Regions from separate parts of the Mus musculus genome. Here all the other regions are linked to region 1. The links are chromatin loops, found by intact Hi-C in ENCODE. Cell type or tissue: left cerebral cortex. All regions are shown on one strand.

What was found. A loop is a pair of places that touch in the nucleus more often than their neighbours do. Peaks named below come from ENCODE experiments on the same cell type or tissue, not always from the same donor. Only the 100,000 strongest peaks of a DNase experiment are listed, where the experiment ranks them.
Region 2: a loop joins it to region 1, with 7 times the contacts of the local background. A loop is called at or near these places in 9 of 42 quality-filtered maps.
Region 3: a loop joins it to region 1, with 2.9 times the contacts of the local background. A loop is called at or near these places in 2 of 42 quality-filtered maps.

The regions. Positions count from the first base shown.
Region 1 is chr4:9,134,590-9,137,089 of GRCm38, forward strand. Gm50597 (a long non-coding RNA gene) reads left to right here. Exons shown (of 2, transcript XR_001784233.1): 2 at 1,121-1,584. It overlaps Gm34288 (a long non-coding RNA gene), which reads right to left. Exons shown (of 4, transcript XR_881105.2): 2 at 875-935. Among named protein-coding and RNA genes, the nearest start is that of Gm34288, 6.8 kb to the right of the region's middle. In left cerebral cortex, a CTCF peak has its summit at 1,382 (motif pointing right); a DNase peak (open chromatin) is centred at 1,410; H3K4me3 peaks cover 634 bases; H3K27ac peaks cover 903 bases.
Region 2 is chr4:9,561,841-9,564,340 of GRCm38, forward strand. All of the region lies in intron 13 of Asph (aspartate-beta-hydroxylase), which reads right to left. Among named protein-coding and RNA genes, the nearest start is that of Asph, 110 kb to the right of the region's middle. In left cerebral cortex, CTCF peaks have their summits at 1,016 (motif pointing left) and 1,955; DNase peaks (open chromatin) are centred at 937, 1,426 and 1,931.
Region 3 is chr4:9,358,495-9,360,994 of GRCm38, forward strand. All of the region lies in intron 3 of Clvs1 (clavesin 1), which reads left to right. Among named protein-coding and RNA genes, the nearest start is that of Gm11816, 72 kb to the left of the region's middle. In left cerebral cortex, no CTCF peak of the experiment used is centred here; a DNase peak (open chromatin) is centred at 1,537.

The sequences.
Region 1 (2,500 bases):
CACTGAATAGCCGGGTTTAGTTGAACGTATAAGGCTTTCTTCAATGTCATAATAAGAACAGCCTGTTAGTTCACTTGTTCAACGCAGATCTCTTTGCCATAATGTGGAGGATGGGCCTGAGAAAGCCAGGACTGAAGGCTGGGATGCCTGGCAGCTACCAGATGTGGCTATGATTGGACATGGAATGGAGAGGGAGGGTTGCTGAGACCTTCCCCCAGGCCAGCTCCAGTGGAGGCAGAGAGAAGATAGTATACCCTTTAATCATGAAGGGCACATTCTAAGACCCTCAGAGGAAGCCTGAAACTATTCATCCTACTGATACATATATCCTTAGGTATATTTAATATATTTCTACATATACACACCTAGGTCAAAATTTAACTTATAAATTAGTAAGTTAAATCTATAAATTAACCTACAACAAGGTTCAGGAAAAGGTTAACGAGAGCAGTAAGACAGAAAATTACAACAAACGTTAATAGTCATTTTCTCTTGTTTTCTAAATGTCTTTCTGAAAGTGTAGATCTTAACAATGTTACTAGACGTTTTGTTCTTTTCTTATTAAGCTTATTATTATAGCACCTTCCCATTTATCAAAAGCACTTTCCAACTTGTCTTTGGCACGCCTAAATTCCTAGCATTGCCTGTCTTGCTCGAAGGGGTTGTTGTACAAGTAAATTTGGTTTACTGAGCACAAACTTTGTGATACCTCAATAAGCGAGCTGAGGGTCACGTGAGTAACGGGAAGGTAGCCTATATAGTGTGGATACAGAGAACAAAGGTTCGATTCTCATTCCAGATAGGAAGGGACTGGATACTGTGAAGTGTCATTGCCCCACTTAGAATAGCATTCAATACAAAACGTACAACTTACTTATGTATGGAACTTTCCACGTAACATTTTCAGAACGTGGGTGAGGACAGATAATTGAAACCTGGAAAAGAAAGACTGCTGGAGTGATGTGGGTTGGGCTAGCTGAGTAGAGGGATTGGGTTCCCATTGTGAGGATTTTATGGGGCTTGTGGCTGGTGGCATACGTTTGTATTTTATCCTCAGATCCGACCTGTCCACCCTATGCACTGTCGCTCTTTTCAACTTGACCTCATTTGACCTTGTCAGGCATCTTCAACATCCATCAGTCCTTCAGGGAGGAAAGCCTTTGGACACATGGCTTCTCGCCATTATTGGTGTGCAGACAACTTGAAAATTGGCAGAGGAATCCATGCTGGCGAAAGAGCAGTTGAAAGACCCTCAGAAGAGGTCGGGATGCCCTTGGAGGAGGTAGAAAACTTCATGTGTTCCACGCTTCTCACAGCCCCGCTGGGCTCCTGTGGCTTCTCAGTGTCTCATTTCCAGGCTATGCCGGTGCTCCACTCGCCAGCAGAGGGCAGCATTGAGACATCAACGAAGGCGGACTTGGGCGCGCGACCGCCGGGAAGCAGAGCCTCAGGATGGCTGCTTGTCGGAAGCTTTAACCTTTTAAGCAATTCTCCGGGGAGCCCTTCCTGTCATGTGTGGGCTGCCCTAAAATGAGCAGGTGATAGAAATGAAATATTAAACAATTCTGTTCTGCAAAATGAAAATGAGTTGTCATTTAGCATTTTTATCAGTCGATGACACATTCTTCCAGCTTCAGAAGGATTTTGTGAAAATGCAGGAGACAGTGAACTCATTTACCACCAAATCCTCAAGAATCACACGTGGGGGCGCCGTCATCAGGGGCAGGGGTGCAGGGCAGGCCAAGGCTGAGCCTTCAGGGCCGAGGGGCTGGGATCTGGGACCTGTGACGCAGGCCAAGGATGCAATTGTCCTGGATAGCAATACCGAGGAAGCAGGCACATCTCCAGCAAGGCTGTGTGTGGCCAGGCAGAAGGCAAGTCAGCTCACAGAATAATGAAAGGAGCTGAAGGTGGTGAAGTGAGGGCTGCGGGCAAGCTCGCTGGTCGCAGGAATCTCTTTCATACTGCTTTCAGAAGCACCAGCAGTGATGCCGAGCAGGGTTTTGTTTTTGTTTTTGTTTTTGTTTTTGTTTTTGTTTTTGTTTTTGTTTTGTGATTTTCACCTAGTGGCTTTGGTGGCAGCGAAGTCCACTCTGAGCTCAGGCTGTCAAAAGGGCGCTTTGCAGGAACCTGAGAGGGTCTCCAAGCAGAGCTGCAGGGAAGGGTGGGCCCCAGCCTTCCCCGGAAGCTCTTCAGCAGATTAAATCATGGCGTCTTTGGTAGAGGATTCCTGGCTGCCACACAAACAGCCCCTGCTTCCCCGTTTCCAGTGCGATTTATTTCTCTACAGACGGTATTGATTCTTTCCTCTATCCGATCGCTCCTGGGCCTGTGTAAATGAAAGCCCTCTTGTGTAATAGTCATGCCTATAGCTGGGCGATTTGGGCAGGCAGCTGCGTGTTACATGACCCTGTGAGAAGCGATGCATTTTGCTGGATAGATACAGTCGAAGCAAATGTTTGCAACTCATCTAGCAGCCCAACCTGTATTTACGAAATAT
Region 2 (2,500 bases), 430 kb after region 1:
GGGAAAGACACTGTCAAAACGCAGTGAGGAGCTATTATCAACATCACTAAAATCAACAAGAAAAGGTAGTCCAGTGGTTCAAGGAAAAGTGAGTAAAAACACACGGGTGAGGGGCTCAGCCAGGGAAGCTCACATTGAGATGCTCAGCCGGCCAAATACTAAACGTATTGGGATAAGCACTTCATTAAACTGATGGAATGTCATCAAAATATTTTTAAACGGCTTTTGAAGTCAACAGGGAAGGAGCAAGGGCAGGCAGAGACTGACAGGTGCTGTTCTTAGAAGACTGTTTCTGCTCCAAGGTGGAGTGTTCCAGCCATGCATGCCGCAGTGGAAAGCCCAGTGAACTTAATTAAAGATACTGTAGAAACAGCAGGCTAAAGGGCAAAGAAAAAGGTAGCAAGAACTAAAACTCGGAGACTAGTGAGATATTAACCCAAAGTCTAGCATACATGTAACATAGTTACCCATAAAATCCCCCCGCCACACACACACACACACACATGCACTCACACACACATGCACCCCTGGCCACACACATGCACATGCGCACACACATACACACACACACACACACACACACACACACACACACACACACCACACACACACATGCACACACACACCACACACACACTCACACACACAAACACAAACACATGCACCCTTAACCACACACACGCACATGCGCACACACATACACACACACACACACACACACACACACACACACACACATACACACACACATACACACACACACACACACACACACACACACACACACAATCTCAGAAGCATAAGCCAGCAGCGCGAGGCTTGGTTCTTCTTCCTGTCAGTTTTATTTTTCCTTCCCTTTATCCAAAAGAGCAGAAACTCTCCACAAAAGGCTCCGGTTGTGCCAAACTGCCACAACTTAGCTGCCTGCCTCGGCCTTTTCGTTAAGCTGCACTACAAATGTGATTTTTTTATTTTGGTAGCAAAAATATGACTTATTTTCTACTGCCATCTGGTGTTTTGCTGGAGTGCTGTTTATTCTTAAAATACTATAAAGAGAAAACTTCTAAATGCCTTTTTAGAAGCCTTCACAATATATATTGTTAAAACACATCACTAATTGTGCATACTATATAATGAGTATGGTTATATATACATATATATATTATATATATACATATATATATATATATACATATACATATACATATACATAATTGAGTATTGGTTTAAATCAAAGGAAATTACAGAAATGCCCACGATGAAAACACCATTTTATTTAACAACACACACTCTCACTCCCTCCCTGGCCCTTTAACTTCCTTGCTAATCCTGGTCGTTGTTGGTCACTTGGATGTCTGCAGTAGTCTCCTAATTGCTTTCCCAGCTTCTGTCTTCACTCCCTTGGCCAGAACGAGGCTCTGAAAACACAGCAAATCCCTTGGGTTCCCTTCTTACTGGAGACCAGACAGAAGTCCTAGCTGTGACCTTCAAAGCTCTCTGTGGACTCTCAACCGCTCTGATCTACCCACTCCAACACTGCCCCCCTCCTCACATTCTTCAGCCGTAAATATCAATAACCAATACTCAAGGGCATTGAGCACCTATGCCTTTCGGCCTCAGAGTATTCTCTGTGAGCCTCAGACTTTCCTCCAACATGAAGGAACAAAACTCCCTCTCTGAAGTCTTCTAATCTCTACTGACTGGTCAGTAAGGAGCAAGAAAAAACAATGTTTTTTTTCCTGTTATATACCTTCCCCTCGTGTTTGTGTGTGAATGCATATATCTGCTGTTTTGCACAGAGGAGAGCTTGGCAGCAGATTCTGAATAAGTGTTGAACGAATGGAGGAATAAAAAGTCATTTGAGTGATATCCAGTCAACTGTCTGCACTGCTTTGGTTTGTAGCTCTCACTTGATTTAGGCTCTGGAATATGAATATGTGGAGAAAGATGACATCCAGTGGAGAGAGACTGATATAGCAATTCTATCTAAAGCAGACACATAATTTGATTCCATTTTAAATTTGGGCATCTCAGGGTTGGGAAGACAGCCTGAGGGTAAAGTGCTTGGTTGGCAGACTACAGACATGGGGTTAGATACCTAGCAGTCATACAAAAGCAGCCCATGCCTGCAACCCCAGTGCTGTGGACAGACAGGCAGATTCCAGGGACTTGCTGGTCAGCCAGACTAACCATTTTGTGACCCCCAGATTTCAGAGGAGACCAAAGTGTGGATACTTCGATCCTTCTTAGAAGGGGGAACAAAATACCCATAGAAGGAATTAACAGAGACAAAATTCAGAGCAGAGACTGAAGGAACGACCATCCAGACACTGCCCCACCTAGGGATCCATCCCATATACAATCACCAAACCCAGACACTATTGTGGATGCTAACAAGTGCTTGCTGACAGGAGCCTGATATAGCTGTCTCCTGAGAGGCTCTGCCAGTGCCTGACAAATACAAAAGTGGATGCTTACAGCCATCCATTGGACTGAGCAC
Region 3 (2,500 bases), 220 kb after region 1:
AATAAACCTGTCTTTAATATAATCTAAAAAAATAGTTGAAAACAGGCAATGGCTGCTTATAACATCTTTGCATCAGAAAGCAGAGTGGGAGTAGACGCTGTGCTGTATTGTAATCTTCAAAGGTCTGCCTTATTTCTCACATGTTCACTGCCTCCATCACTCATTCCTTATCACCTAATGGTCCAAATATATATTTATAAATATGTTGTGTTATATGTAATATAACATGTTGCCTATTATATATGTATTGCATATTATGTATTAAGTATTACATATTATATCCTATTTTATATAGTGTATATCACATATCACACATCATATATTATAAACCATATATTATATACAATATATATATACTCACACATACATTATAATTATAGGATGAGATCCTCATATTAGGAAAACATACATTTCTGAGATTGTGTGACATCACATCATTTAATATACATTCTAAGTTCATCCATTTTCCTGGAAATTTTGTGATTTTCTAGATTTCACAGTACCTGAAATTCCAGAAAAGGTAATATTCAGGCAAAACTAAGGAATGGGAGGCAGTGACTGAGGGAATAATTCAAGAGAAGAAAGAGAAGCATCAGCTCAGATGAGGAGCAACCACAGAGGAAGGCAGGCAAGATGTCCAGGGAGCTATAAGGATGGATGCAAGTGCTGAGAGTCGGGCTGCACAGAGGGACTTGGAGCCAGCTCGAAGCTTTGGGTGGAGAGAGGAAGATACACATCCCACTGTCAGTAAACACATCGCACCAGACTACAGTCTTGGAGACATGGAAGAAACCAAAGCAGAGGAAACATGAAGACGGTAGCGGAGGACATGTTCAGGATCCTTTTTCTGCTGAAAGAGGAGAGCCGCTGGAGGAAAGCGTTGGGTCCTTCATACCCCAGCCAAAGTGCAGTCTGGACAAAGTGTTAGCTTCTGTGAATTCTTTAGTTAGAGAATAATATTTTTCAAAGAGTCAAAGAAAAGAACTCTGTCTCTTGTGATTATGAAATGAAGTCTGGAGTGTCTGTCCAGGGATTCTGTTCTGAATATATCATTGTAATACATCTGCAGAAAGATGACATTACAGATATCTAATTTGGTTTATGTCCTGGGGGAAACCCAGCATCAAGTCCAAGCAACACTTGGCATTCCTAAAGGGCCTTTCCCTGCATAACCCACATTCTCATGAACCATGTGTAGAAAATAAGAGCCCTTGCAAGCATCACCTAGAGTTTTCTATTTCTAAGGGCTAGAAGATCAACTGATGTCAAAGCCAAGCAGAGTAGATATGAAGGAAGGATTTACACAGAGGGACAATTCTGAGCTATGCTGTCCTCTACGCTCAGCCAGACCTGGCCTTACAAGGGGAAGGGTGCCTGGAGATTCAGTCTGCCTTTCCCTTCCCATCTGTCTGTCTCTGGACCAGTTTCCTTTCGAAGTGCTTTTCCATGAGATGCTGTAGATGTCTGACAGTTCCCTGTATAAGTAAGAGCCCCGTGGCATCTTCATCCCTTACAAGACTGAAGAGATAAAGGGGGTTTTCCCAAGGTGCTACATCGGAAGCATAGCAGGCCCTTCAAGATAAAACATGTAGAATATGGTTGGGATAATAACTCAGGCAGCCTTTATGAATGAGACTTTAGTTTCCATGGAGACCAACTAACGATCTCACACTTTTCTATGTGTCTTACCACGGGAGAAAGTCTTCTTTGGGGGAATAAACATGTGAGTTCATTTTGTGAAAATGGAAGTATTTGTTTCTAAATATCCACTAAACATTGCTAACCTATGTTTAGTTAGTGCAGAGAAAAAAATCAAAATGTAGTTTTTTTTTTATATTAGAACGATCTGGTTTTGTATGTGGAAATATAATATATAAGTTACATTCACAAAATGTAATTTCAGGTAAATTTTTAGAAACTGAAAGTAGCTTGGTAAATAATGGAAGAACAAAAAAAAAAAATCAGATCTTGTGACCTAGTGGTCCTGTGTATTAAAAATTAACAGCAAAGGTTGCCACTTTCCTGACTTTAAAACCACAAATTGGTTCTTGTAGTGTACGGTCTATCTCCCAGCCAAAAAACAAAAACAAAAACAAAAAACAAAAACATAGCAAAAAAACCAAACAAACAAACAAAACAAAAAACAAAAAGCAAATGAAACTAATGCCCAGTTGTTTCTCTCTCAGGCAGTCAGGCTCCACGATGCTGGGGCCTGTCTTGAGTGTGTTACTTTCATAACTGATCTAACACTCATAGTGTCTCTATGTAGCATTTGATTCGAGACTAGAACAGACATTGGAGACACAGATATGCAGCGCCACGTCCTTAAGGAGTGTAAGTGCGACTGTATCACATAGAACAGAGAAGATGCAGAATCACGGCGTTACAAAGCCACTGCCATCAGTTTCCAGCTGAGAGCCAGAGAAGCAGCACAAATAGTGTAGAATCTGACTGCCAAACCTGGAAACCACAGAATCCAGACAGGTTTATGTAGATGCTC